7 separate regions of the Mus musculus genome follow, and all the other regions are linked to region 2. Evidence: chromatin loops called from intact Hi-C (ENCODE). Cell type or tissue: heart. All regions are shown on one strand. Region 1 overlaps Vwa2 (von Willebrand factor A domain containing 2). Region 2 overlaps Casp7 (caspase 7). Region 3 overlaps Ablim1 (actin-binding LIM protein 1). Region 4 holds the start of Adrb1 (adrenergic receptor, beta 1). Region 5 overlaps Ccdc186 (coiled-coil domain containing 186). Region 6 overlaps Nhlrc2 (NHL repeat containing 2). Region 7 has its middle 34 kb from the start of Gm32718.

What was found. Hi-C counts contacts between places; a loop is a spot of excess contacts. Peaks named below come from ENCODE experiments on the same cell type or tissue, not always from the same donor. Only the 100,000 strongest peaks of a DNase experiment are listed, where the experiment ranks them.
Region 1: a loop joins it to region 2, with 4 times the contacts of the local background. A loop is called at or near these places in 16 of 42 quality-filtered maps.
Region 3: a loop joins it to region 2, with 2.3 times the contacts of the local background. A loop is called at or near these places in 4 of 42 quality-filtered maps.
Region 4: it touches region 2 in a loop (5-fold over the local background); 8 of 42 quality-filtered maps call a loop at or near these places.
Region 5: a loop joins it to region 2, with 11 times the contacts of the local background. A loop is called at or near these places in 7 of 42 quality-filtered maps.
Region 6: it touches region 2 in a loop (9-fold over the local background); 12 of 42 quality-filtered maps call a loop at or near these places.
Region 7: it touches region 2 in a loop (10-fold over the local background); 28 of 42 quality-filtered maps call a loop at or near these places.

What each region holds. Positions count from the first base shown.
Region 1 is chr19:56,906,437-56,910,436 of GRCm38, reverse strand. It overlaps Vwa2 (von Willebrand factor A domain containing 2), which reads right to left. Exons shown (of 14, transcript NM_172840.2): 11 at 3,475-4,000; 12 at 1,054-1,605; 13 at 622-747. Among named protein-coding and RNA genes, the nearest start is that of Vwa2, 34 kb to the right of the region's middle. In heart, a CTCF peak has its summit at 1,810 (motif pointing right); a DNase peak (open chromatin) is centred at 1,286; H3K27me3 peaks cover 531 bases.
Region 2 is chr19:56,420,874-56,424,873 of GRCm38, reverse strand. The region is part of intron 2 of Casp7 (caspase 7); the gene reads right to left. Among named protein-coding and RNA genes, the nearest start is that of Casp7, 26 kb to the right of the region's middle. In heart, CTCF peaks have their summits at 1,654 (motif pointing left) and 2,190 (motif pointing left); a DNase peak (open chromatin) is centred at 1,663; H3K27ac peaks cover 565 bases.
Region 3 is chr19:57,029,896-57,033,895 of GRCm38, reverse strand. Ablim1 (actin-binding LIM protein 1) reads left to right here. Exons shown (of 26, transcript NM_178688.4): 26 at 1-1,163. Among named protein-coding and RNA genes, the nearest start is that of Afap1l2, 23 kb to the right of the region's middle. In heart, a CTCF peak has its summit at 2,138 (motif pointing right); a DNase peak (open chromatin) is centred at 2,135.
Region 4 is chr19:56,722,014-56,726,013 of GRCm38, reverse strand. Adrb1 (adrenergic receptor, beta 1) reads right to left here and starts at 3,897. Exons shown (of 1, transcript NM_007419.3): 1 at 864-3,897. The coding sequence starts at 3,642. The coding sequence ends at 2,242. In heart, no CTCF peak of the experiment used is centred here; DNase peaks (open chromatin) are centred at 2,403, 2,993, 3,003 and 3,353; H3K4me3 peaks cover 2,626 bases; H3K27ac peaks cover 2,468 bases; H3K27me3 peaks cover 650 bases.
Region 5 is chr19:56,812,908-56,816,907 of GRCm38, reverse strand. Ccdc186 (coiled-coil domain containing 186) reads left to right here. Exons shown (of 16, transcript NM_170757.2): 2 at 3,219-3,913. The coding sequence starts at 3,225. Among named protein-coding and RNA genes, the nearest start is that of Ccdc186, 7.3 kb to the left of the region's middle. In heart, a CTCF peak has its summit at 2,419; no DNase peak of the experiment used is centred here.
Region 6 is chr19:56,564,561-56,568,560 of GRCm38, reverse strand. All of the region lies in intron 2 of Nhlrc2 (NHL repeat containing 2), which reads right to left. Among named protein-coding and RNA genes, the nearest start is that of Nhlrc2, 18 kb to the right of the region's middle. In heart, CTCF peaks have their summits at 2,309 (motif pointing left) and 3,057 (motif pointing left); a DNase peak (open chromatin) is centred at 2,320.
Region 7 is chr19:56,775,208-56,779,207 of GRCm38, reverse strand. No RefSeq gene overlaps it. Among named protein-coding and RNA genes, the nearest start is that of Gm32718, 34 kb to the right of the region's middle. In heart, a CTCF peak has its summit at 1,987 (motif pointing right); DNase peaks (open chromatin) are centred at 2,187 and 3,757; H3K4me3 peaks cover 1,839 bases; H3K27ac peaks cover 1,169 bases.

The DNA of each region.
Region 1 (4,000 bases), 490 kb before region 2:
GTCTTCTTGTCTTGATTTCTGCCTGATCTAAGGAGGCCCCAGTCTGTTACTTGTGTCTCCTTAAAGCAACTTTCTTCCCAAAGCCCTATTATCTCACCCCCCTCCAGCAGGCTGTTCCGCTCAGTCACTACAGATATTCAAGAAAGAATGGCCACTAGCTGCCATAATGTGTCTACCCATCTACACATCTCTGGCCTCACATCCTGTGACACTGTTACTGGTGCAGTGTTATGTTGCTAACCAAGGCCCACCTCCCCGCTGTCATGGCTATTTGCAATGCACGGAACTCCCAATGTAACATTCTAATAGTCCCAATAGTAATGGTATTGCAATAGTGACATTCTAATGCTCTATACTGTTACACTGCTCACTCTGTCTCCTCCCTAAAATGGAAGCTTCATAAGGGCAGATTATCTCTCTTATCCATCAGCCTGTATCTCCTACTCTAAACAAAACAAAACAAACAAAAACGGTCTGAGATATGTAAGACCCTTCCAAGTGTTTCATAGGGGAGTGAATAAATGATTAAATAACCCAACCTGCCTCCTGCTGAGTCTGTAGAACTCAGCAGGACTAAGGAGACCACCCCCATCTGTGCTTGAACAGTAGGGATCCACTCACGGTTCTCACAGTGGGGGCCTTCCCAGCCACCCCGGCACTCGCATCGGTAACTGCCGTTCTTCAGGACACAGGTGCCTTCATTCATGCATGGGCTCGGCTTGCAGAGGTTGACTGGCAGCCTGGCTTCTACAAAGGAGAATGTGCCCAGGTCTGGGTCAGACCCAAAACCCCTGTTCTAAGCAAGCTCAGCTCAATCTTACAGTCTGTGGGGCTGGGTTAACCTCTCAGTGTCACCCATGGACCTGCAGCAACAGCTTAGCACATGGTCGGTAACACTGGAGAAGTTTGTGGAGTTGTAGGGTTTAGCTCATAAGCTCACACACAGCCAAGTGGGGACTAGGGAGCTGTCCTCCTTATAGTAACATGTGTGAAGGTCAGGCAAAGGTCCTGTCTCAAGAGGGCCCTAACAGATGTGTTCTTATCCCCACTCACCTCTACATAGCCACTCGATGAGCATGTCCTGATGGTACGGAAGGTCTGTGTAAGCTGCCACATGGATCAGGGAGTCGCGTGGACCGGCAAGCCTCCGTACTGCCTCCCTGAGGACGGCTCCCACGCTCATAACCAAGACTGAGATGCCATTGCCTCTCAGCTTCTGGGCAGGGACAGCTGCATCTTCTGCCCCACTCCCGCCTGTGAGCATCACCACGGCCTTGGGGACACCGGGGCGGGCACCCCTCTGGACCGTCATCACCTTGTCCTCAATGTGCAGCAAGGCTGTACCAGCAGAACCCACACCCCCTAGGTAGGGAGCCTGGCTCATGGCCCGCAACACGGCAGCCCGGGTGGGATGGGTGTCTAGCCCGAAGGCAGTCTGCACCCGGCTGCCATATACCACCAGGCCAACCTGTGTCACATCAGGATTCACATCAAACCGGAGGGTGCATTTCCTGATGAAGCTCTGCATTTGGGCAAAGTTCTCACGTCCCACAGAGGCAGAGGCATCCAACAGGAAGACCAGGTCCAGTGACTGTGCCTGGCAGCCTGGAGGAGCAAGCAAAATAGGTCCCTTGTCTAGATCTGGCTGGTACAGCAGGGCTGTTCTGGGCTGGACAGAGTCCAGGCCAGCCAGTGTGCTGACTGCCCATGTAGCATCCACCCTCCTTACAATCACACTTCATCCTTCCTTAGAATATAGACATGAATACAAGTGGCTGCCCTGATGACATTCCCAGCTTCCTGCTGAGAATGGCCACTAGGGGGTGGCCGTGCTGTAGTCCCAATCGAAGGGAATGTAGTTTCTAAGCTTGAAACTATAAATTCTAACGTGTCAGTGGGAGCTGCTTGACCTCAGCCTCCCTCCCTCATCTTTTTTTTAAATCCTTGCTGGCTTAGAAATGGTGACCTTGGGCCGCAGCTCTGAAGCCATGCGAAGCCAGGTCACTCACCTTTGATCTTTGAAAGAAGGACCCAGCATATGGGATTTTGAAGGCCCTAACAGCAGCAGGTGCGGCTGTACTTTCGCCTGCCTCCTTACATCACGCAGTGCCTGCCCACTGTGCACAGGGCTCTGCTATTATATCAAATAGGCTGATACCTGCCATCTATGGAGTGGTGATTTAGGACATATGGGTAGGAAATGAACACAAATGTGGAATAGAGCCAGCAACACCATGGGAAAGAAGGGGCTAAAGGGACAGCAAGACAAGATGTGACTAGGAAGGTGCTCAGGGAACCCTGGGGAGGAGAGAGGTGAAGCTAACTGGCAGGCAGGATGCTTCTTAGCAGGGAGGCAGCTTCCTCAGTCTTCCAGTGTGTGCGAGAGCAGCAGCCAGACAGGAAGTACTCAGAAGCTGGTGGAAGGGGCTCGGGTTTCTTTCAGCCACATGGAGAGCCACTGGGATGGTTTAAATACGGAGTCAAAGGGTCTGGTGGTCTGATAATGTTAGCTTTTAAAAACCACACTGGACACAAGGAAAATAGAGAACCTGCCACAACCCCCTGGGGAGACAGGCCTGCTAACTCCCCTGTGAGGGCAATTTCTGGCGTTGGGAACAGGAAGACATCAAGTAAAAGCTAAGGAAATCTGAGCAAAGGTAGACTGTACTAAGTAACAATGTATCGATTTTGGTTTGTTAAATGCAACAATGACCTATCCTAATGGATGGATACATAATGGAACTCTCTGCAATTGGCAAGTCCGTTATATATATATATCTGCCATAGGAGACTGGCCTAGAGGACAGGATACAAGGGGCATGACAAGCCTCATCACCATTTTACAGAAGGGGGACTCTCACCTCTGGGGACCATCGCCAGTAACGCGGTTTGGGGATGCTAAGTCCCACATGAGGCTCTTCCACTTAGCTCCCCAGGGAAGCACTGAAGTGCCCTCTTACCGATGTGTTCCAGCTCTGACATCTCGGGTACTAGCCCAGCCGCTGCATGGCCCTGCTTAGTCCCAGGGCTACCATTTCCCCACTGAGTGCTGCTCACAAGCTCAGCCTCATAGGAAAGGAAACAGAATGAGCAGAGAAGTAGAGAAGGTATCACAGCATGTTCGCTTTGGTTGTGTTCGAGTGTGCAGCAACAAGTGTGTGTGTGCATGTGTACATGTGTGTGTTCTAAGAATACACGTCTCTGACTCAGAACTCCTTAAGACTAATAACAATGATCAAGTGTGATTAGTAACAGTACCTATAATCAGGTGCACGCTTAGACATGCTGAGTGTACTTGCTTAGGCTTGTCTTATCTGGTCCTCACAAGAAGTCCCCACAGAGTTCTACACTCAGGCCCCGATCCTAGTTCCCAGCACAGGCACTGAAGGAAAGAATGGCTGGTGGTGCCAAGAAGACAGACAGACGGACCTGTCTACTGACAAGCCAGCCCTAGGTTAGGCTGCAGAGTTTTACCTGGCCGTGGCTGGCTGCATAGCCTCCTCTGCAGCTCTGGGATTTGGCTGAACAGGTCCTGAGGGTCTGTGTGGACCATCACATGCTTCGGGCTACCGGTGATCTTCACCAGCTCCGCCTGCAGGATCTCACTGCCCACGCCCAGGAGGAGTAGCTCCCGAGCCCTTGCGTGAGCTGCTGGCCCAGACACCTCATCCTGGGAGCGTGATTCAGTGAGCAGAACTACTACTCTGCGTGGCCTGTCCTGACCAGTCCTGCTGGCACTCCCAAAGCCGTGCTCTGCCACCTGGAGCAAGGCACTCCCGGTTAGGGTCGGGCCACCGCTGAAGGGAATGCTGTCAAGGCTCCTGATCAGGTCCGGCACATGCTGGTACTCCCCGACGGGCACCGCCACCATTAGATTCCTGCCATAACTGGCTATCCCAACGCGGGCTCGGGAGTCCTCCCTCAGCACGGCCTGCACAAAGCGCTTGACAAAGGCCTTGGCCCTCCGGAAGCCCCCCAATGTGGTGCCTGCAGAACTGTC
Region 2 (4,000 bases):
GCCATCCTCTACTGTTAACAGAGCTCTTCTCACAGTGTGTGAAGGACAGATGCAGAGAAGCGACGTACATTCCAAGAGTTAAAAGAGAAGAGCAAATTCCTTTCTCCAAACATTAACTAACCTTCCCGTGTCTCTTTCCTTCCTTTCCCCTGACCAAAACAGGAGGCGGAGACAGACCGACAACAATAAAAATCATCAGAAGACTTCAGGAAAAATCATTCAGGGGAGGAAACGGTGCGGAGAATTGTCTTCAAATACCACAGACAGGCAGTGTGGAAGACAGTAATGTGTGTGGATGACTGTAGGACCCAGAAGGGCTCACCATCTCCAGTCCTGAACCGCTCCGTCTGCAGCTGTGAGTGACATTTGATGGATGGTGGATGTATGGGTTGACCTATGGTTGACGAATGGTTGGGCACACTGTGCTCCGAGCTGGGCCTGCAACCTCACCACCGAGGACCTGCTGGGCGACCTCACCTTTGCTGGTGACAACGGGAATAGAGTATTCTTCTTCTTCATACAGAAATGAGTCTGACAAATCACAATCACCTCGTCAGGGGGGGGTCTTCATTCCAGAGGCCATCTCTTCCTCATCAGCTACATTCGAGAAGTAAAAAAGCTGAGTCTCCTTATTAAATTCTCAACCCAGTGCACAGGAAGAATATGAAGAAATGGAGGTTAAGATAACCTTGCGGTTTCCACAGTCTCCCAAATGGTGAGTGAGAGACCGGGCCAGGACGTGAGCAGAGCCTGTCTGAGTCCACCAAACCTCCACTGGCATTTTTGGAAGTCCAATTTGTTGACAAATCTTTATAACTTTAAAATAAAACTGGGACGCAGGCGCCCAGTACGCTAGAGCTCAAGGGGAAGGTTTTTATACTGAAAACTAAATGCTCTGGGTTTAATTTAAAGTTCTGATCTTTTAGGGTGCTCAGTCCCGGCACCTTCTGATCAGCGGTGCCTCTGCCTGCGCAGGAACAGGCTCCAGCATGCTTGATTTAGCACACAGCCCTTGGAAGGGAGGGGTGGGGGGGACAGCTCGGCCTCGTCTTTCTCGTCTATTAATTACAAGCATTGTTCCCTTGGAGCTCCCTTCTTTCCCCCTAAGCGAAGGCAGCAGCCACCTGATCGCTCTTATAATTACACAAGCAACACATTTTTAAATAGGGAGCTGTTTATATATAACACATGCTCGTGGAGAAACCCAGACTACAGGATGGGAAAAAGAATTATAACCAAGTGCCATTTACTAAACACTCCCTAGGGGACGAAGGATGGAAGGGCCACGTGACTCGAGCCTGCAGAAAGGAGTTTATCCGACTCAGAGAGGCAGCCTTTGCTCCTGTCCTCTGCCTCAGATGGGCACGGAGACTCTCAGCCGGGGACGAGGGAGGGCCAGAGAAGCCTAGGGGACTGACAACTGGGTGAAGTCTGTTCACTACTCCGCAGTGTTTCCTTGAATTCTGACCTTGTGTGACGTTCACTTGAGCTTCTGACTTGGCAAGTGACATGTTAGAATGCAGTGTTTTCCGGGGGTGGGCAGACCGCTCTTGGTTTGCACCCCCAGTGACTTCCAGTGTTCACTCCATCAAGACCATTCCATGCCTATCTGGTGGCTTACCCAATTTTCCAGGCAGAACCATTTCATCTTGCCTGCCCTCCAGCGCCCCCTGGCGATGCCCTCAAATTTCTGTTCCTCTTCAGGCTTCCTTCCCCATCCTCTCCAGGCTCCTAGTCCTACGCTCAGCATTTTATACATTTTATTTTCTGAGGATACGCCCAAGCATTCTACAAAAATTTAACTCACGGCCCAGGCAGAGACTGCATGGCTCACAGACAGCTAATGGCCGCTAATGGCCTCCAGCTGCTCAAGGGTCACTGTTGCATTCAGAGAGGGCTCCGTTCAGGACCTTGAGGGCACCGGGCCTTGTGCTATCAACTGTAATTCATATTTAATGGAGACTGCCTTAGTGATTTCTTCTGGAGGGCTTAGGAGTCACGGTTTACGAGTCCTAAACTCTTTGTTATTTTTCCTTTTGTGTTTTTCTGTGTTTCATAAATGCTTTTTAATAATCAGAAAGTTAGAGAGACATTTTAATATATGAACTTTAAGTAAAGGACAGTTTGGAATATTAAAGGCCAGTGGTACCAAAATAGAATAAAACAATGTGGCTCTGCCATCTAGTGGTCACAACACAAAAGGGCAAGAGGACGTGAAGGGCTTAACTCTGGGGACACCAGGCATTTGGGGGGGTGGGGGGGATGAGGTTTCCCAGCACGGGCTCTGAGAACTCTTCCAGCCTTACAGTGGGAGTGAGTGGGTAATTCGGCTCTTTTTTTTTCTTTCTATTTTTCTATTTTATATAATTAATAAAACAGTGCTGGTATAAAAATTCACACAAGCTGCTAGGGTGCATACAAGTTCCAAAACTGTCCCAGATCTGTGGTACATTCAGTTTTGTAAGGGTGCACTCAGATCAGTGTAACAGGCAGACGTGATGTGCTAGCTCATTCCCTTTGGTAAGCCTATGCTTGTTACTCCTCACAGTATCGCTCTGATATACACTTTGTGCAGGGTCTGCGTTTCCTGAGATGTCAAACATTAAGGCTGGATCTACAAGGGGCAAGGACTGCCCACAGCAGTGACAGCCCCTGGGCCCTCAAACCCCCCCCACCCCACTTCAGAATGACCCAGTGACCTCCAACCAGGGGTCTCCAGGTCTCTCTCGATCAGGTAGGAAGCAGTTGCTGGGGGGATGGTAGAAACTGAGGCAATCTCTACAAGAACCCAAATGGCCACACTGTGGTGTGATCAGGCCAAATCCAGTCCCCACTAAGTAGATCCCATTGGTCGGTTGATGATTGCTGCTGATATGAACCCCTCGCCCCCTAACTTAAAAGGAAAGGAAGGTTTGGGGTTCAACACTGAACGGGAAGGGCAGCGAGCACTAACGACACTAGACATTGATTCCCTGACAAACGTTTGCCATCAGACAGACACAGCCACACGAACAAACACTACATTCAAGAGTATCTTGGGTAATTCAGTTCTTAATTAGGGACAGCTGTGGAGTGCTACTGTCTCCTGCCACTATCCTACCTGATGTGAAGCCTTAGATAAGGGATGGATGGGGAGAGAAGGCACCGCTTGTGTAGCTAGGGATATCCTGAGGGGCCAGCCACACTCCCCAGAGCACCCGCACCCAGTGATGATGGGCTTCCAAATTCCCTGAGACTGTAGGGCAGTGGTGGTGCATGCCTTTGATCCCAGCACTCAGGAGGCAGAGGCAGGTGGATTTCTGAATTGGAGGCCAGCCTGGTCTACAAAGTGAGTTCCAGGACAGCCAGGGCTACACAGAGAAACCCTGTCTTGAAAAACAAACAGAACCCCAGGAGAGATGGAGAGATGGCTCAGTGGTTAAGAGCACTGACTGCTCTTCTGGAGGTCCTGAGTTCAATTCCCAGCAACCACATGGTACTTCACAACCATCTGTGATGGAGTCCAATGCCCTATTCTGGTGTGTCTGAAGACATCCGTCTGTCTGTCTGTCCACCCATCCATCAGTGGTGGATGAGAATGGCCCCCATCATCACACATATTTGACCCCAATCAGTGGTCCCCGATTGTTGGAACTGTTTGGGAAGGATTGGGAGGTATAGCCTTGTTGGAGGAGTGTCACTGGGGGTGAGGCTCAAAAGTCCATGACATAAGCAGTTAGGTCTCTCTCTGCATCATGGCTGTTGCCTCAACATGCAAGCTCTCGGCTACTGCTCCAGCACCATGCCTGCCTGCTGCCATGCTCCCCAGGATTATCGAAGACTTCCCCACACTCTGGAACTGTCAGTCCCAATAAACTCTTCTATAGGCTGCTCTAGTCATCGTTTCTCTTCACAGCAGTGAGACAGTAACTAAGGGACTATCTATCTATCTATCTATCTATGTATCTATCTATCAATCATCTATCTATCTATCTATCTATGATCTATTTTCTATCATCAA
Region 3 (4,000 bases), 610 kb before region 2:
TCTTTGTTAAAAGAGAAAATAAAAAAATCTCAAGCAAACTTGGAGTGGCAGTCCAGGGCATGTCGCAGGAGCAGGAGTGGCTCCAAGCTGTGCTCTCCATGAACTCTGGCTCTGGGGAGATTTCTAGTAACTCTTCAATCTGTACTTTCTGTGCCCGCCTCGGTTTTGAGTTGCATTTTTTTTTTCTGTTGTTAGACAAACCAGGGCTTTGTATGCTTGAAGTTCACTGTTTTGTGCCCCCCTTTGAAGAACTTTCTATGCAGAAATAGATGGTCAGGGTTTCGGATTTGCAGTGATGTGTCTTCCGGTGGCAATGGACAGGGAAGGAGCACCCATGTCCACTGGAACGGGAGAACAAGCCTTCGGCATCTACAGGGTTACTGTTTGCATTTTCTACCCACAAGCAGAAGGAGACAGTGACAATGGGCAGTGGATAGCCCTCACTCGTGAGTGTTTAATGTTGCAGCAAACTCACCAAGAAGGAGACAAATGGCTGTTTCGAATGGAAGCTTTCTCAGCAGACAATGTGTGCACAGTAAACTTCAGCAGAGTCCACTTGTTCTCCCGGAAGCTTAATGTAATTGAATGGCAGTTATCACTAAATAAAATTCTTTTCTGAGTCTCTCCCGAGAGTGGCAGTCCTTTGAATCGCTTCCCAGGGTGAAAGATGGAAAGAGATGAGCCTAAGGATACCAGGTTCAAAACGGTTATGACCATACACACAGGCATTTTACCTTATGGAAGAGGAGACAGTTGTTCATGGAATTGATGGGGGAGGTAGAGGGGGTCCTCTAACAAATATGTCTGGTGGTGAATGTGAAAGCTTTCCATGAGATGCCAAAGACCCTACATCGAATTTCCTTGAAGAATGGTTCACGGGATTTCTGTCCCTGATGAAAGACTGCCCATTCACCTTGGTTCCCTCCCCTTGTGGCTAAACGAAAGCAAATGTCCGGAAGTCTTGAGAAGCTGTGTCGTGTTCCCTGTGGAAATGAGTTGATGTGTGCCAGTGCTGAGCACCTGGTATTGAGGTACAGAGGAGGGCTCCGCCTGCAGGCACTGTGGCCGCTGAGCTGCGTGTTCCCAGCTGCCTCTGTTGCGGACAGCCCGCTCCACTCTCCACCCTGTACTCCATAAATAAAGCTACGTGCTTCTGCCCTGAGCGCACCAGCGCTCATTTGTTTCTTGGTCTTTTTGAAGTTTCACCCTATTTTTAAAAGTATGAGCCAAACTTCCAGGAATCAGAGCAAAGAGTGAAACTGCAAACACAGCAGATTTAAATTGTATATTGTGCGCATGCGCAAGCCTGTTGCGTTGTACTCCACCTTAGATCCCCGGGATGGAGAGTTCCAGGCCGCTGTAAGCTGCCTGAAGGGGGTTCTAGGAACTGCAAAAGCAGTACGTGCTCTTAACCACTGAACCGTCTCTCCATCCCACCTGGTATTTTTCCATTGTATTCCTCAGTGCCAGGACATGTATTAAGTAACACATATTTCCCAGTCGTTTATTCAACAATTCAGGCCAGTAGGACCAACTTGACGGGTGATATATTATCAACTAAGAATACTCAGTGGCAGTGTGCATGTGAAAAGCCCTGGATTCAAGACTGACCCCCACAAAAAATGTCTAGTAGCCCTCTTACACTACAGCTAGAACTGAAGTTGAATTCTGTCTGAGGCACAGCAACGACAGACAGTCCCATCTTTTGGATTTGAGGGTAAGACTTTATGAGCCATTGTGAGCATAGGTCATCTCTGTCACCTAGAGCATGGGCCATCTCAGTCAGCTAGAACAAATGGGCCGTGGCAGTCACCGAGAGCATGGTGGTTGGGTGGGCTTCTTCCAATCCCCCACTTTATCATCAACCCTTGTGTGAAGAAAAGCTAGATTCCAATTCACTTAGCTTCACTGCCAGAAGCTTCGGCTTAGTCTATGTTTCAGATGGCTGCTCTGAGCCTCTAACTCACTGTGGCGGTCCCTCCAGGATTCACATGGAAGGCAGAGGCAGGCTGTTCACCAAGGCAGTTGGCATGGCCCGTTTGCTGCTGCTAGAGAATGTGTGAGGAGGCCCAGCCTCCAGTCTGCCACCTACTCAGCTCTGCTTCCACCAGCTCCTGTGTCTGTCCCTAGCTTCACCACCAGGGGTCATCTGTGGTTCTTGCCATGACCTCCTTGTGGCAGTTGGCTTTGGGGGCCACCTTTAAGTTGAAGCTGACTCCTTCCTTGAGTTCACCACACAGAGAAGGATGCATAGAAGGCACTGGCCAGGCAAGAGCAACTTCCCTCTCCCTTCACACCATGCTTCGATCCCTAACCTCTCCTCCTCCAGCCACACCGTGTTTTCTCCCAGTGTCCAACTCTTCAAGGAGGGAGCCTCCCACCAAGAAATGGAGGCTGTGCCCACAGTCAGCTCTGCAAAGTCAGCCCCCATCCATTCTGAGTTACCAGTGCAAATTTCCTGTGGACTCCACTCACCTTATGAAAGATGAGGCCACGCTTGTTTACATCCTTGGCATGAGCCTGTCCTGATGGCCAGCTTACCTTACTCTGGCAGTTCTTGGCACACCGATGATCAACTAAGGTGCACAGTGCTAAGAATGGTTGCCTCGTTAGCTCTGCATGCTTATGCTCTGTGGTTGAAATCTAGTGAGCTCTCTGCTGAATGTCAGGCAGTCTAGCTTCAGGTTACCAGAACTCGCATAACAGCCAACCTAATTTGCTCATCAGCAGAATGGACAAAGTAATGAGAAGCCCGTCCAGGTTATGATAACATGCCGAGCACGTAGTACAGCGCCCGGCACACTAACTGCTCAGGAAACACCAGTGATATTTACAAAGAGTGGTTAGCCATGTAGAAGTGAGAGAGCCACAAGCTCTCTGGGTTGCTATGGCTTCCCTGGAGAGTTTAAAGTGAGCTGTATGAAGGGATGGTGAAGGCAGCAAACCAAGAGTCATCACGCTCACGAGAACTACACGTGAAGAGACCGCACTGAACGATAAGAGTCTCTGGTGGGCCTGGGAAATTGTGCTGGGCGTGGCTGGCTGTGGGCGTGGCTGGTCGTGGGCGTGGCTGGTTGTGGATGTTGCTAAAATCTTTTCCAGGGGAGATATGAATAACGCCTACTCTTCCTTACTACTCTTCCAGTGACACCCTGGTATGAGTCCACCAAGTTCACACTGAGAAACCAATGAATTTATTTGGCTTCTAGAGCAATGGGTGGCTTAGGGGGAGGATCATGGGTGGCCTTGAAACAGCCACACATGAGGAAGGTCTGCACACGGCATGAATTGATTCCTCCATGGCCACAGAGATGAATCACCCTCCCCAGTCCTTCTCATCTTTATGCGACACTCTCTCCCTCAGACTACCTGCAATTAGAGCAAAAGTGTACCCGGTTGGTAGGAGTGGCTGGATACATGGAGGAGGGTCCCAGTGCAGCTCAATGCCTTCCTGCCCCTCCTACGAGGAAATATCAACAGACTGTGTGCTCAGCTGTGGTGATCTTTTGTGAGCAGGTCTGGATGAACTACCAATGTTGACAGTGGTTCGGAGGATCATCCTGTGCCCACGGGTAAGGTCTGGTCCTTTCCTAGATGACCATGTGAGGATTTTCCTTTCTGTTGTGAGCTCTTCCCTCTTTCTCACATATAGACGAAGATCCGACTATTAAAGCATGCCCACCACCTCTTATCCACTTCCAGAACAGCGGCCCTCATTCCCCAGTAGTCTAAGATCGAGGTTCTTGGTGATTAAGAGTCACTAGAACAGAAAGTATCTCAGAGCTGAGTGCAGAGTCTGACAGCCTGGGTTTGAGTTCTAGCTCCACCAGTTATTGGCTGCACAGCTAATGAAGATTTGCTTAACTTCGCTAGGCCTCAATTTCCATTTCTATAAAAAATTAATTATTATTATTAATACCTGCTTCAAAGTAGGACAAGACCCAGCATGGTACAAAATGAGACATCAGACATTGTTTGCTAGCAGACAGCCAGCAATGTA
Region 4 (4,000 bases), 300 kb before region 2:
TTGTCTGTCCATCTTAGAGGGGACCCTGAGCCAAAACCATATACTTTTCATTTTGGTGACACTACGTACGGTTCAGTCATGAAATGAAAAGCTTGTTTAAACATATTGGATAAACAGACTGGGTGAATGTACAATGAATCTCAGGATGGAATTTTACTCTACACTTCTCGGGAACTAATTTTTAATGAAAAAAAAAAAAAACCTCTATCCATTTGGGTGTTATAATTCTGTTAGGAAGTTAAATGAAAGTTAGGAGGTTCAGTTTGCCTTTCCTGCCCACCTAGAACATCTGCTGAAAAGGATCTAGGTACTTGTGTGAGAGAGATAACATTTGCTTCAGGAGTCCTTTTATACATCTTTGCTTAAGCATGAACATGGCTTTTTTTTTTTCCCATTCTAAGCAGGCTCTGGAGAACTGTGAACCCACTGTGGTTTTCAATGGGGACACAAACATAAGCCATGGAAGCCACTCACCGTTATTTCAAGTGGGCGACATCATCCAGTGGATCATTCCTTCCTGCTTGTGTTTCTGTGAGATGTTGCTGCTGAGTTACCCGTCTCCAGCAGCACTCTCTCTGGCTCTCCTTTGCAGAAGATACACGGTCCCTTCTTCCATCAAGTGTAGCAGATGGGCTCTTGAGGGTGCCTGAGTTGTCTGGAATACCTTGAATCCGGCTGTGAAAATTTAGGGCAAATCTGTGGCTCTCGGTTGGTGAACACCTTATTTGGTCTAGAGGCACTTTGCTCTGTGATTGAGTCATGAAGAGATATTAAAAAGGCAGCCAGTCTGTATTTTGAAGCAAACACTCAAGTCTCTCTTGTCATCGCGGACCCCCTTACAGACACACGGCACGGAACCTCGATTGAGCTGCACTGCTGTCTTTATTGCACATGGACCAATTCCCACACGGTAGTTAGTTGCACCAGAGTATAAATACTTGGTCACACACACAAGAAGAGATAGAATATACACACGAGTGCTAAATTTTACCAGCAGATTCACGGGGGCACTTGGACATTAAAAAATAATAATAAAAATACGTAAGAGAATAATATTTATAATATGGATACAGTTACAGTACCATGATAAGAGTATAAAAAGTAACTTCCCAATAAACCATCAACTCAATAACATAATAGACAAGAGAAACTGAGTTTGAATTTTATTTTAGCTTTTTAAAGATCTGCCCACCTCCCCATCCCAGTAAAAATATTTAATTTTTTTTGTGCAAGTTAACAACTTCTATGAATTTTACAATGCCTAACACTGTGCAAAATGGCCTTCCAACCACTGCCTTTTTTTTTTTTTTTTGCCGTCTTTGTTTTTAGCCACATGTGCAATAATCTCAACTGTTTCCTTTTTGTTCTGTCCTATCTTTAGTTGACAGAGTCACATGTCACAGAGAGAGACTCAGCGCCTGGTCCTTCCAACTAGTATTGATACATAAATAAGCTGTTTAATATAAACAAGTCTTTCTATCTTGCTGTGCAATATGCACAGAGTGAGGTAGAGGACCCACAGCAGGACCACCGAGGCGCGCAGGGCACAAGGTTTGCCCTCTAGGAGAAAGCAAGGTGAACCGTGCTCCACACATAGTTTCTCGAAACCAGATTTGTCTGTTTCGCATCCTTCTTTTCCCTTTGCTTTAAGAACAGGAGACACCAGTACTCCGGAATTAGTATGCAATTTCTTTAGAAAGCAAAGGGAAACACTTCCTGGCTAATTATCACCGGCCCCGCCCCCACACCAAACCTGAGCTGAATACTTAGGTTCCTAGGTGTGGAACCGGAAAGCCAGGTGATAGACTCCATCCTGCCCCCTCCCCTCCCCGCCTAGTTTCCACTCGGGTCCTTGCAGAAAGTGTCAAAACCCACCTAGGGGCGGGGGGGGGGGGGAATGCCTGAAGGTGCATTAAACACACGAAAGGCCGAACCTCAGAGAGAAAGGAACTCAAGACAAGCCAGTAAGCCATACTAAGCCACACTCTCCCAACTCCTCCTAAACTTTCCTTTTTGCGCAAACGCTCGGTCCGGGGCTTTTCTGTACGTCTCGGATGATTCGATAGATCTGTGGGCTTTGCATTCACCTGCTTTCGGTCTTGAGTAAACAGAGATCTCCTCTCTCCCCTGGGGAGCGGCTCAGGGGCGCCCAGGCGGGCTCTCTTCCTCTAGGGATGCAGAGCCCGTGTCCAGCCCGGGACTATGGGGAGCGGCGTCCGTGCGCCCAGAGAGCCTGGCTCTCTACACCTTGGACTCCGAGGAGAAGCCCTGGCGCCCCGGCTCGTCCAGGCTCGAATCGCTGTCCACAGTGGTTGTCCCGCCGTTGCAGCCGGTCCAGGGCTCCAGCAGGCGCGCCGGTGGGGTGGTCCCGGCGTCGTCGTCGTCGTCGTCCGAGGGAGCTCCGGGGGACGGCGGCGGCCCAGCTCTCGCCAGGCAGCCGGAGGCGCGCGGCCGGTCCCCGTGGGCTGCGCGGCGTCTGCAGGCGGCCCGGCGCGCGCAGCAGAGCAGGCGCTGGAAAGCCTTGCGGAAGTCGGGGCTGCGGCAGTAGATGATGGGGTTGAAGGCCGAGTTGGCGTAGCCCAGCCAGTTGAAGAAGACGAAGAGGCGATCCGGCACCAGGTCGCGGTGGAAAGCCTTCACCACGTTGGCCAGGAAGAAGGGCAGCCAGCAGAGCGTGAACACACCCATGATGATGCCCAGTGTCTTGAGCGCCTTCTGCTCGCGCAGAGCCACGAGGCGCGACGGCCGCCGCTTGCTGGAGCGCCCGTTGGCCAGCGAGTCTGCGGGGCGCGGTGGCCCAGGTGACGGCGAGGGCTCAGGCGAGGGCGGCCGGGCTGGGCCGCCGAGGAAGCGGCGCTCGCAGCTGTCGATCTTCTTTACCTGTTTTTGGGCCTCGCGGAACACCCGCAGGTACACGAAGGCCATGATGCACAGGGGCACGTAGAAGGAGACGACGGACGAGGCGATGGCGTAGGCCCTGTTGGTGACGAAATCGCAGCACTTGGGGTCGTTGTAGCAGCGGCGCGCTTCGTCGCTCTCGGCCCGCCACCAGTGCATGAGGATGGGCAGGAAGGACACCAACGCCGAGATGGCCCACACTGTGCACACGAGGGCCCGCGCTCGCGCGCGCGTCAGCAAACTCTGGTAGCGAAAGGGCGACGTGATGGCGAGGTAGCGGTCCAGGGCGATGACACACAGGGTCTCAATGCTGGCCGTCACACACAGCACATCTACCGAAGTCCAGAGCTCGCAGAAGAAGGAGCCGTACTCCCAGCGGCCCCACACCACGATGGTGGCCCCGAAAGGCACCACCAGCAATCCCATGACCAGATCAGCGCTGGCCAGGGACATGATGAAGAGGTTGGTGAGCGTCTGCAGCCGCGGGGTCTTGGCGATGGCCACGATCACCAGCACGTTACCCACCACGATGAGCAGAACGATGAGCGCCAGCAGTAGGCCCATACCCGCGGTCCACTGCTGCGACAGCGGCGCTGAGCCCTCGCTGGCTGGAGGCAGCAGCGAGGCGGGAGGCGACGCGAGCACCAGCAGCCGCGCCGCGGTGGCCGCACCGTCGGGCAGCGGCGCGGCGGACGACAGGTTGCAGGGTTCGGAGGCGCCCAGGGCGAGCGCCCCCGCGCCCATGCCGAGCTGCGGAGGCCGGGGGCGGGGGGTGTGGCGGGGCTGGGCCGCGCCTGGGGAGCACCCCAGGAGCCGGGGCTGCGGGGCCCGCGCGGGGAGGTCGCGGCCAGGTCAGGGCAGCCGCGGCTCGGGGCCGGAGGCATGGACGCCGGGCGCCTTCTCCTCCGTAGCCGAGCGCTGTCTCCGCCGCCGCCGCCGCCGCTGCTGCTGGAGCCGCTGTCGCTGCTGGAAGAGCCGCCGGGACCTCAGCATGTTTCTGAGCGCGCGGGGCCGGCGGCTCCAACACCCAGCACCTCCCCCCCCCCCTTCGCTGCCACCCCCCCAGCCAGCCCCCGGGGCCGCGCGTCAGGCTCCCGCAGCC
Region 5 (4,000 bases), 390 kb before region 2:
AACTCTTAGCCCCTAACTGCTTGATGTATCAGTGTCTGCCTAACCCTCCTCCCAAGAGAGACAGGCTTGTGTCTTTTCTCTGGCTGGCCTCTGTAGAGTGGAGACAGGCTTGTGTCTTTTCTCTGGCTAGCCTCTGTAGAGTGGAGACAGGCTTGTGCCTTTTCTCTGGCTAGCCTCTGTAGAGTGGAGACAGGCTTGTGTCTTTTCTCTGGCTAGCCTCTGTAGAGTGGAGACAGGATTTCATTACCTGAAACTTTAAAGAAGGGAGAGGCTGGTCTGGGTGCATGACTTGAGCTGGCTGTTTGATGACTGAAGAGGAGCTAAGTGTGGGACAGTAGTGTAGCTTCCTAGCCTGCACACTTGCTCTCTTACCGTGGAGGGGTCACTTCATGACAGCCAGGATACTACATACTTCATCACTTCTAAATCTGCTGATTTGTCACTTCCCTTAGCAAGCCTGTCTCACCCCCATGACTGTCACAAATAATCTGCCCTTCTGTTATCTACTTTGCCCTTTGATTTGAGATTATCGAAAGAGAATTGAATGAGATCAAGAAACTAAGTGTTCCAGGTGTGAGACGAGGCCTAGGCTGGGTTGAAGGGAGGGGATAGCATCAGAAAAGCAGGAGAACAATTGCTTAATAGATTAATAGATTCCGAAAGCAGCGGGAGCAAAGGGAGATGTTTGTTGACCAAGCACATGATGCTGTGCATGGGTACTCAGTTACAAGTACTAGCGGCAGGATTGAGGGTTAGCCAGCTTGAGTTTAAGACTTTGGAGAAAGCTCCAATAGGAGCACCTCTTCAGGTAGACTAATATAGCATGAAGAGGGGATAGACAATTCCATGTCTGTAACTCAGGGTGCAGGACTGGAAACTCTCATCTAGGCATCAGCTATGAGTTACTGCTTCAGTCAGCTCACTGGGTAACTGCTATGAAGGGAGAAAGAAATGAATGAGCCCTGGAGACCAAGGAAGCAGAATGAAAGGATGTGGGTTTTTGTTGACAAATCATGACACACAAATAAAACTCTTAAAGTTGTTGATCAAATGTCTTTTTACTTAACGGAATGCTGGGGAGTCACAATGCCTTTGTCGTCTGTTCTCTTCTGAAGGCACTCCTTATCTGCCAGCCAGCGCGTACTCGTCTGCTGTGAGTTCAGCCTCTGTTGGTACAACAGCAGCAGTTATGGTGTTTAAAGCCACTGCAGGTTTACACTTGTAAGATTTTAACTTTAGCAGTAGCGTAGTATATCTTACATTTACTGTGTATCATACCACATGTGGTACCTTTAAAGAGCTTCACTTTGAGTGAGCTGTATATTGTATATCATATCACAGGTTATATCTTTAAACAGAGTCACTTTGAGTGAGCTAGTTTGTAAGTTGCTCTGAGGCTAGTGTACCTGCCTGAGATTCATTTTTTTTTTATTCCAAGATTTTGGAATAAATTACTGAGATTTTCAAGTGTTCACTGCATTTATTTGTCTGGTCTAACGTCTTTACTATCAATACCAGCTTGCTTGCGAAACGTATACAGCACGGTGGTGGTCATTTGTGTCATTTGGAGGAGGTAGGTGATACATGATTAAGTGATTGGGAGCCTAGGTTCTAAAAGTCTGCAGTAATCGTTGTCTCCACAGGTGGTCCACAGGAACAGCATGCTTGACAGACAAGATGGCCTTTTCTTCCTTACACTTGACTCTTTTCCGCAGTCCTGGGATAACGTTCTTCAAGCACTAGCCTTACTTATTTTATGCAAGCTTTAGGTCAGCAAGAATTTGAGGGGTCACTGGGTGCTGGGACTCATACAGTAAAATCAAACGGTGTACAACAAGTCTTAGGATTTATTATAATTCACCCTTAGCAAAATCCCCTCCTGCTTAGTGCTGAGGGGTCTATGCAGCCAGTCATCTCTTCTTGTCTCAGTGTACTCTGATCATCGCCTTTCTTAAAGCTTGAAGTAAGCATGTGCTTTCCTGTTATAAAATGGACTCTTTTTTTTCCCATGTGTATACGTCAGAGCAGAATTCCTTATTAGAATTGCAGTTTAATCTCATCTCTGGTAACTCATCTGCCTGTCTGTGCACTGTTAAAGCATGGCCAAAGTCACAGGCAGTTTTTTCATTGAGACCACTAGGTTTTTTGTTGTGTTTTTCAAGACATCGTTTCTCTGTGCAGCTCTGACTGTCCTGGAACTCGCTCTGTAGGTCAAGCTGGCCTTGAACTTAGAGATCCACCTGCTTCTGCCTCCTGAGTATTGGCATCAAATGTGTACACCATGAACTACTGCCTGGCTGGATTTTTTTTTTTTTGTATTAAATTTTATTTTTCATTATGTGTATATGTGTGTCAGGGTTAGGGGATGTGCATATGAGACCAGTTCCAGAGGAGGCAAAAAGAGGGCGACAGATCCTCTGGAACTGAAAGTACAGGCAGTTGTGAACTGCCCACCACAGGTGCTGGGAGCTGAACTTGAGTCCTTCACAGGTGCTGGGAGCTGAACTTGAGTCCTTCGTAAGAGCAGTATGCACTCTTAACTGCTGTACCATCTCTCCAGCCTCTGGTGGAAGATTTTGTATTCTGTATGTCAGAGAAAAATTTGAAGTTGACTAATTTCCCATAAAGAAGAGAGAGGAGGAACCTTTGTAAATAATGTAATAGCTAGCGTCTTCTCACCTAGTCAAATGAAATGTTGCTCTTACTGACCTAGACAGGGTAGATTTGCACTGAAGAGAATGCTTATGCTTACTTAGAAACAAGCAGGGGAACGCCCCAGGCCCCTGTCAGGGGGAAGCTGCCCCTGGCACACACAGGTCAGTCCCCGCTCGGTCTGCACTGAAGCAGGTCCTGGTTCTAGGTTTCCTTCTTGGTGAGCTTTGTCATCACTCGCTGGTGTCCTGCTCTGAGACCGCTGCCTAATGCTTTAGCTGCTGTCCTTTTGCCCATCTCCTTAAAGGGCTTAAGTAGTGTGTGCCCACAGAAGGGGGCCATTCTCCTTCCTAACCTTCCCATGACATGCTCTGCCCCTTAACTAGAGAGGCCAGCTGGCCCATGACAGAAAAGAGGGGGTCACTACGGTGACCCCACTGGTTGTGTCCACTCTGGGTATCTCTCTTCTGTCTCTAGGGGAGGCCCTTATTAGAGGAATTATGAATGGGACACTTCATGGGCATGTCATGGTGTCTTAGTCTAATTTTTTAAATTTGATTTCTTAGATGTAAATGAAGATCAGGAGCAGATTTGAAGAAATGCAAAGTGAATTGGTGCCAGTCAGCATGTCAGAGACAGAACACATAGCCTCCATTTCTTCTGATGCAACTACTGAGAAAACATCGGAGTTGAGGGATGACTCGTGCATCTCAGTTTCTGGTGACGAAAGCAGCAGATTAGAAACAGGAGCTGAACTATTGTCATTGGACTCTGACAGAATTTTATGTCAGACTAATGAACACTGTAGTCAGATCGAAGTACAGGAGAGCCATATTCCAGACTGTGGCAGTGGTGAGAATTCTTGTGCTAACACAGACACATGCCCAGAAGATTCTGGACAAATAGATGACTTTCCTGGTGGAGACTTTACAGAACAAGTGTCAAAAACCAAGGAGCCAGAACAGACAGTAACACAGATACTGGCAGAGTTAAAGTCATCTGCACCCGCAGAAGCCGCTAATCCAAAGACGGCCTCAGCAAGCCTCTACGACACAGACTGCACCAGGAAACTCATTTCCGAGATGAAGACTGTTTCAGCCTCAGACGATTTGTTGGGAGAAATCGAATCTGAGCTCTTATCTGCTGAGTTTGCAGAGGGCCACCAAGTCCCAAATGGACTGAATAAAGGAGAACAGGCCTTAGCCCTGTTTGAGAAGTGTGTGCACAGCAGGTACTTGCAGCAGGAGCTCACTGTTAAACAGTAAGTCTGCTGCTACGGCCCCCCACCTCGAGGAGAGGACTCTGTCCGCCTTTGTTTCAGAATGCAGCCTTGCAGAGTTGGTCTACT
Region 6 (4,000 bases), 140 kb before region 2:
AGGGTATATGATTAATCATCAAAGGAAAAATAAACAAGATATTGATGCCAAAATAATTTCAATCAGCAGAGACTTGAAGCAGCTATAAAATCATGTTTCATTAAGTAAAAGAAAAATACAAATGAAATGAATGAAAAGACAGGAAATATAAGCAAACAGATAAGACCATAAAAGAAAAACTAAATGAAGATGTCAGAGCTGAAAACACCTACTTGAAACGAAGAAACTGAATGAGCTCACTAGCAAACTGGTGGCAGAGGAAAAGGCCAGGAGCCCTGAGGTAACATCAGAGAAAGGACACTGGGAGACTGAGTGAAAAGAGACACTTCTTCAGGCAACTTGGGATCAGCTTAGAGCATCTAAGGAGTTACAAGAATCCAAAAGGAAAAGAGAAGAAATCAGGGCAAAACAAACATTGATTAATGCCTAATGTTCTCATTCTAGCTAAGGAATTAGTATACGTAACTTCAGGCCAGCATAGCATCTAAGACCCAACAGAGGAAAACATGCCTTGACAGCTCACGATCAAACTGCTGAGAAGCAACAACTAAACAACCAAGGATATCTTGGAAAATCCTGAGGAGCAGATAGATGCCTGGGAAGTGGAAGGGTAGGAGTGGGCAGAAGTGGGAAGGATTTGAGACTTTGGCCAAACTGCTCACCTTTTATCAGTTTTCTCACTTGTGGGATGGGGAAACATCATGAATGACTCCCTAGGTTAAGTGAATTAAGGGACAATCTGTGTAAGGAATTTAACAGTACTCAGTACAACAGTGAACTCTCACCCAATTTAACCATAAATTAAAAAAAAAAAAACCTCTAAATTTCAAAAGAAATTAGCAATATCACTCTTCACAATTATGTCCCATAGGGAAACATGCGGGATGTAATCTATATACATAATACAGTACATTACTCACATGAGTAAATATGCAGACATGCATGGGGTCATCTAGTTATAGGAGGCTGGATTATATTCCGTATGAGACACAGCTGAAGGGAGTAAGCCAGGCTAGACACAAAGGACACACAAAGCCTCAGCAGACTCAGAAGGGACCCCAGGGAACCCCAGCTTCTCTACCCTATGGTCCAGAAATGTGTTGCTCCACAATAAAGAGCACTTGCTAGTCACATTAAATAAAGCAGAGCCTACAAGGATTCTAGTTTGTCCTTCTTTCCTTTGTCTTTCTGTATCCATGGCTCCATCTGCCACTGAGATACTAAACAGAAGCAACAGCCCCTTGCAGACTGGTCAGTCAGCTCCTACAGTAAGTCCTCATTCTTTGTTACTTTGATCAGCTCCATTTTTTTCAGAACAAACCCTGGCCATCAAATACACCTCTACTTACAGTGTAGTTTTGATCTCAGCTCCGATCTGTACACAGGACATCCTTATCTGTCCAGGGCAGCTTTCCTACTCAGCCAGAACGAGACGAGAGCTCCCCTGTGGGACATCCATGCACACGTGCAGCACACGCCCTCTGAATCCTTCACCTTCCTCACTGCTTGCTATAGCCTTGATGCTTGGAGAGGGAATGGGTACCATACCTGGTTTGTATACCTTCAGGGTGCTGAAACGTGGCTTTATGTGGCCTGGCTTTTCAATCTATTGGGACAACTCCAGTAAGTTTAATGCACATGCTTTTGTGAGTCTGGAGCTCGTAAGACGTTTTTGGTTTGGTCTGTAATTTTAACAGTTTTATTAAGCTGTTCTTTGGACTTTTCTGGGTTAATAGTCCCTGGTATCTTATAGGCCCTTTTAAGATGAAGAGTGAAGGGTTGTTTTGTTTTGTTTTTTTCCCTATTTAGGTTTCTTTTTCTATTCTAATTTCAGGTATTAGTTTGGGTGGTTGGCTTTTCCTGAGGTTCTCCCAGTAGTCCCACGCTGCACCTCCTTCTCTTGTCTTCTGAGTCGCTCACTCTCTCCCTGCACTGTTGGTCTTCTGGGGCTCAGCCTCACCCACTAGAGCTCTCTGCCTCCCTCGACTTCGCTGCAGTCTCGACTCCATCGTTACACGCAGTCATCCTCCCTTCTACATCCTGTCGTTCAGACTTCGTTTCTAATACAATCTTGAAGTCAATCAATACCCATTTCTTCTTTTCTTTTTAATTTTAGTATTTCTGATCCAACTTGGTTTTCATTTGTCTTAAGTGTTGTTTGAAGATATTACTCCAAAAAGGAACACAGTTGTTAAGTCTGTGACTCTCAGTGAGGATGTCCACACACTCTCTTTCCTGTAGTTCTGCATGGCTATGACCACCTTATCATCCTATAAACCAGGTTCCTAGCCTGAGAGCTCCCTCTTCTGACAGCTCTGCTCTCTGTGCAGTTTCATTTATGGACACCACTCATGGAGGAGGTGCTGGCTGTAATTCTCCTTCCTTCATACTGGATCCTAAACTTTCCCTTTCATTTCCTTCTTTCGCTTTGGGGCCGAATCTAAGAGGAACCACACCCTGCTTGTGTATTTGATGTTTGTCCCAAAGCAGACTTCTCTACGCTTTCCATCCTCGTCCTTCCTGAACATTTAAGGTAAGCTAGAACTAGGGCATCCAAACCTGTGCTAACATTTTAAGCTTGGTATTGGGGATTTCTTACTAGGACCTATTTGTGCTCTAAGTCTTCAGAATTACTCCTACTTTTTTTTTTCCTTTTTTTCAAAACTGTTGCATTTTATTTTTTCTTTAACATTTTTCACACAATGTATTTTTATTATGTTTTCCCTTCCTCTAATTACTCCCACCACTCTACCTACTCAATTTTACATTCTTTCTCAAAATATAGACAAAAAACAAAACACCCAAAACAGAAAAGCAGTAAGAGGGAAAAAAGGAGAAAACAAACAAACAAAATGAAACAAAAAGCCCACGAATAAACAAACTAGCAAACCAACCAGGAGTTGGTTTTGTGTTTGCCAAGCACTTGACTTGTTCTTCTGGTGCTGGTTAAGCTGCCTCTGTCCCTGTCTTCAGCTTGCATCAGGAGCACCTTTAACTAGAGCTTAGTTTATGTCTTGATGGCCACGTGATGTGAGGGCCATGGTGCTCCATCTGGTGGTGCTGTGAGATGCAGAGTCAAATACGGTTGTTTGTTTGGGAGTCAGGGGAAGACTTTAAAGCATGTGTATTAGGTACCCTTCTCGTTGCTATGACAAAATCGTCAACAAGAAGAGACTTGAAGAAGGGTTTGCTGTGGCTCGCAGTCTGAGGGTCCAGTGTGCCACTGCAGGAAAATCCTGCTGACAGGAGTGGGAGGCATCCAGCTGTGAAGCAAAGAGCACCAAATACTGGTGTCCTGCAAGGTTATAATTCAGTAATTCATGAGGAACCCTAATTCATGGGGAACCCAGCCTCATGGGATGCTGCCCCTCAAAGTTAAGGAGTGTTTCCTCACTTCAGTTGTGCTAATATGGATAATCCCTGAGGCGTGCCCTGACTGGTCTGCTAGATAATCCCACATCCTGTCTATCAAGTTGACGAAATTAAATCTTACAGGTGGCTTCCATTTTCCTTCAGGCCTGGAAACAACACAGATACATTTTGTTTAACATCATGTGTATAACTTACATAAAGTAAGTCTTCCATATTTTGTTGGTTGATTAAATAACTGTAATCAAGTCTAAAAATGAGTCTCTTAATGAAGAAATGCTATAAGTATCAATAAATGCTAAATATAAATGCTGTAAGTGTAAGGCACAAGGCAAAGATAACTGCTAGCTCTACTACTACTTGACAAAGAGGTGAGGTACAGATAGGGAGACAGCAAACACAATTACACAAGAGAATTACTCAAAGACATTAGAATTACAAATACCTGCATGTAATGTGATATAATTAGTATGCCAGAAAAATCCTTGAGATTCAATTAAAAAGATTTAGCAACTTTGAACATAAAATTAATACTTCAAAATAGCCTTCATAGAGGCAAACAATAACCAATTATCAACTTAATAGAAAAAAAGGGTACATGTATGATAAACTGCTATGTTACATCTATAGA
Region 7 (4,000 bases), 350 kb before region 2:
ATGTAGCCATACTCAAAAAGAAAAATGACAACTCCTCCCCCAGCAGCTGTCCTTAGCTCCTTAACTGGGCTTGGAGACTCGTGAACCCATTTCCACCCATGCTGGAATTGCTGCCTGGCTTGATCTTCTGTAGGTCTTCCACAGGTAACTATGACTTCTGTGAGTGCAGGAGTACAATAGCCACGCCATTTCCAGAACACAGCATTTGCCAGCACCACTCCTGTCCTCTAGATCATCTTCCCATTCCCCTTCCCTTGGTGTTCCTTATTATTGTGGAGGTGATACACTGTCCCCTTGTGGAGGCGATACACTGTCCCCTTGTGGAGGCGATACACTGTCCCCTTGTGGAGGCGATACACTGTCCCCTTGTGGAGGTGATACACTGTCCCCTTGAGGAGGCGATACACTGTCCCCTTGTGGAGGTGATACACTGTCCCCTTGTGGAGGTGATACACTGTCCCCTTGTGGAGGCGATACACTGTCCCCTTGAGGAGGCGATACACTGTCCCCTTGTGGAGGTGATACACTGTCCCCTTGTGAAGGTGAAACACTGTCCCCTTGTGGAGGTGATACACTGTCCCCTTGTGGAGGTGATACACTGTCCCATTTCTAGCTCTGCACTCAACATTTATTCTCAACGTTTTGACCAGTTTTGAGTCTCTGCATTGACTGCTGCCCACTGCAAAAAGAAGCTTCTCTGACCAAAGTAGAGAGCAGCACCGCTCTATGGGTATAGCCATAAATATTTAGAAGACAGTTTGACAGCATATTCACTTAGTAAAGCAGTATAGTGGGGTCCCATGATATGGCTTATGACCACCCCAACCATGACACATGCTTGGAATGACAGGTCCTTGCACTGTGCAGCCAGTTTACATGGCTTCTGATGATCCAACTGCAGGTCCTCATACTTTCAAGGCAAACATTTCTGCCTACCTTCACCCCAGCCCTATTTTAAATTTTTGTTCTTTTGTACTGCTGAGGGTCAAACCCAGGGCCTTAGACATACTCGTGCTCTGCCACTGAGAAGCAGCCCCAGCCCACGGCTGGACTTGTGATCACCTGAAAAATTAGACAAGTTAGTTAAAATTGCACCAGAGGAATATGAACAAAGCAGTGGCCAAATGGCTAAGAATGTATATATTAGCATCTGCCTGAGCATAAGTCTCGCTTCTGTCACCGGTTTGACCTTGTGTCATTCTCCTTGTGTGCAGAAGCTGTCGATAGGAGATACACTCCAAGGAGTTATCTGAGGATCTTTACCGTGGCATCTGGATGCAGTGAGAGCATCTTGTAGTGTTGAATAAACGTTTGCTGTTGTCAACACAGACTTCAGAGCACCAGAGTTAGAACAGGGCTCTCAGAGGCCTGAGGGCAGCACAAGGCTTCAGGCAGGACAGAAGGCTGTAGTCAGGAGAACAGCATGATGAACTTGAAGTCTTTGCTACCTCCTCAAACAATTCAGAGAGCAAGACATAGAGAAGACACAGCATGGAGTCCTGTTTCCAGGGATAGAGACCGCAAGGACGCTTTTTACATCTGTGGATGGCTTCTGTACTAGGAAGCACACTCGTAGGAGGAAACAAGTTGTCGCGTGTCACAGATTACCAGGCTGCATCCCCATGGTGAAGTGGCTGGCCGGCATCATGGCACAGATTCAAAGTCAGTTCTGCGGAGTGGGCCTTTTTCTCTGATGGACCTCTTGAGATGGATTTTTCATTAATGTGCAAATGCACACAGTTGCCATTGAGTGTGTTTGGAGGCCAAAAGACCACTTGTGGGAGTAGATAGATAGATACATTCCTTCTGCCAAATGGCTCTTAAGGCTCCAACTTGGTGAGAAACACCCTCACTTCCTGAACCGTCTCACTGACCCTTAAGATGGCTGATTTAAAAAACTCAGTTTGAACGAAAGAAATAAAAACTCCCGTCGGAGTGTGGGAGCGCCAAGAAGTTCATCTGAGAGGGAAGTGTAGGCTGGTGCCACTAGATGGCAGAGGAATGTTACCAAACAACCAGCTGTCACCACCCTGCCCTGGGAGTGTCCCTCTCCAGGCTTATCAACCTGGCTGTCGTCTTCAGGATCCTCAGGTATCTGAAATGTGAGCTGTACTTCTTGCCTTCCAGCGTCAGGTGACAGACAGCCTTAGAGCAGTCTCAGTGGCAGGCACTAGCCCAACACAGTGTGTTAGAGTGTGGCTTCACTCTCGCCCAAACTCTAACCCAGAAAACATCAAGAGCGTCTTTGAAAAGTTTACTTCCTACTCTCAAGGGTAGACATTTGGAAGAAAGGACAACGTGCTTACGGGCGCTTTGCCTGAACCACTGTGACATCATCTTTCTGCCTCACCCTGGCCAGACCTAGGTCTCAACCTTCCGACTCCATCAAGCGACTCTGCTGCTCTCTCGGTCTGTAATTTCTTAAGCTCAGAAATCGTTCTTTTGGGACATTAAACAGAGTTGCTGGCACTCTGAAATCTGAGAAGCTGGTCTTGAATCTGAATGGTGTTACTAAAGGCTCTACTTTCTGTTGTTTGGAAGATAAGGCTGTGAGCCTAGCTGGAAGGGTTTTTGTTTTAAACATCTAAACTCTAGAGTAGCTCTCTCCTGTCCAGGAAGAGTTCAGGGTGGGAATGATCAAGCAGTCTGTAAACAGCTGTTTTAATGTGACAGCAGAACCAGCCAGGAGAGCAAGGTGTGGTCTGCGGAGGATTCATAAACTTTAAGGCAGTGTGAAGGAACACAGCAAGGAGGCTTCTCACGCCATGCCTGAGAACTGTCCTGTCTGGGCAGGCGCTACATTCTCACCCCCTAACAAGAACGTTTTCCAACCACCCAGCCTCTCTGTGAATGAGAGTCACCTCACTGAAGGGAGCTTTCTTGCAAAAGACCAAGAAGTATCTTGGTTTGGTAGGGGGAAATGGGAAGCAAACCCAACTTTGTCTGCAGTGGATAGCTTCCTATTAAGCCAACAGGATCGTGGTTGTTCCATTTCAAAGAAATTCTACCTCCCCTCTAGTGGGGAGTTGGGCGCCCCTCCTCTGGCTTCCTCGAAAGGGCCGCTGGAGCAGCTGGTGGATCAAAGGACACCAGGGAGGGAGCATAGAGCGGCCAAGGGCGGCTCCGGGGCTGCGCTGAGCTCAAAGGCGGGGAGGAGCCGCACCCTCACTGCGGAGCTTCTCATCCCTTTGTCCTGGTATCTCCGTGGGGCTTTGAAAGGTGCCATCCAAGTGGCAAGCTGGGAACAGGTCCCCTTTGGAGCCTGCAGCCAGCCACTTCTTTCTGTCAGCGGCCCACCACACCCTCTCCCCCGCCCCCGCCTTTGATTCCCGCGGAGTGGCCCACTGCTCAGCCCTCCTTTTTTCCTTCAGGATGCTACACTTCACCTGGCTTTGAGGACTTTCCCGGGAGCAGATCTCTTCGTGGGCGACTGCTGGCCTCCCAGCGCCTCCCTTCTGCACCCGTGAGGTCCCTAAGATCCGCTGAGCCAGAGGGAAAGCAGCTCTGGGTTGCTCCCTCTCTTCCAGATGCGTTTCTGACTTGGAATCTGGGGGACTCTTCCTCCGGAAGCTATTTCCATCCGTGTATAGCTGGAAACATTGCTGGAGCTTTGATGATAAGTTTGGTGGGATGGGGTTCAAAAGGCATCACACTCAATGGTAGGGAGATTTCTGAGCACAGTTGTCGAGGCCCTTGGTTCCAACACCAACACTGCCATCACCTCCCTAAGAGGTAACTAGAGACTTGCAGCAAGTGGAAACACGCGCTCGGCTGTGTGGCACTGGCAGTCAGAGCAGTTGTTCTGTGGGAATCGTGAAGATGGGCAGTTGCCTCCCATTCCTGCACCTCGCTGTGATGCTTGATGACGATCCTAAGTGTGACATTGCACGAGTCACTATAAGGGGGGGGGGGGGGCGGTGGCTGCTCCTGGCACCCCCAATAGGCCATGTCTAAGATTCCCACAACTCCAGAGTTACCGTGCCATAGCCCAGGCAAGGAT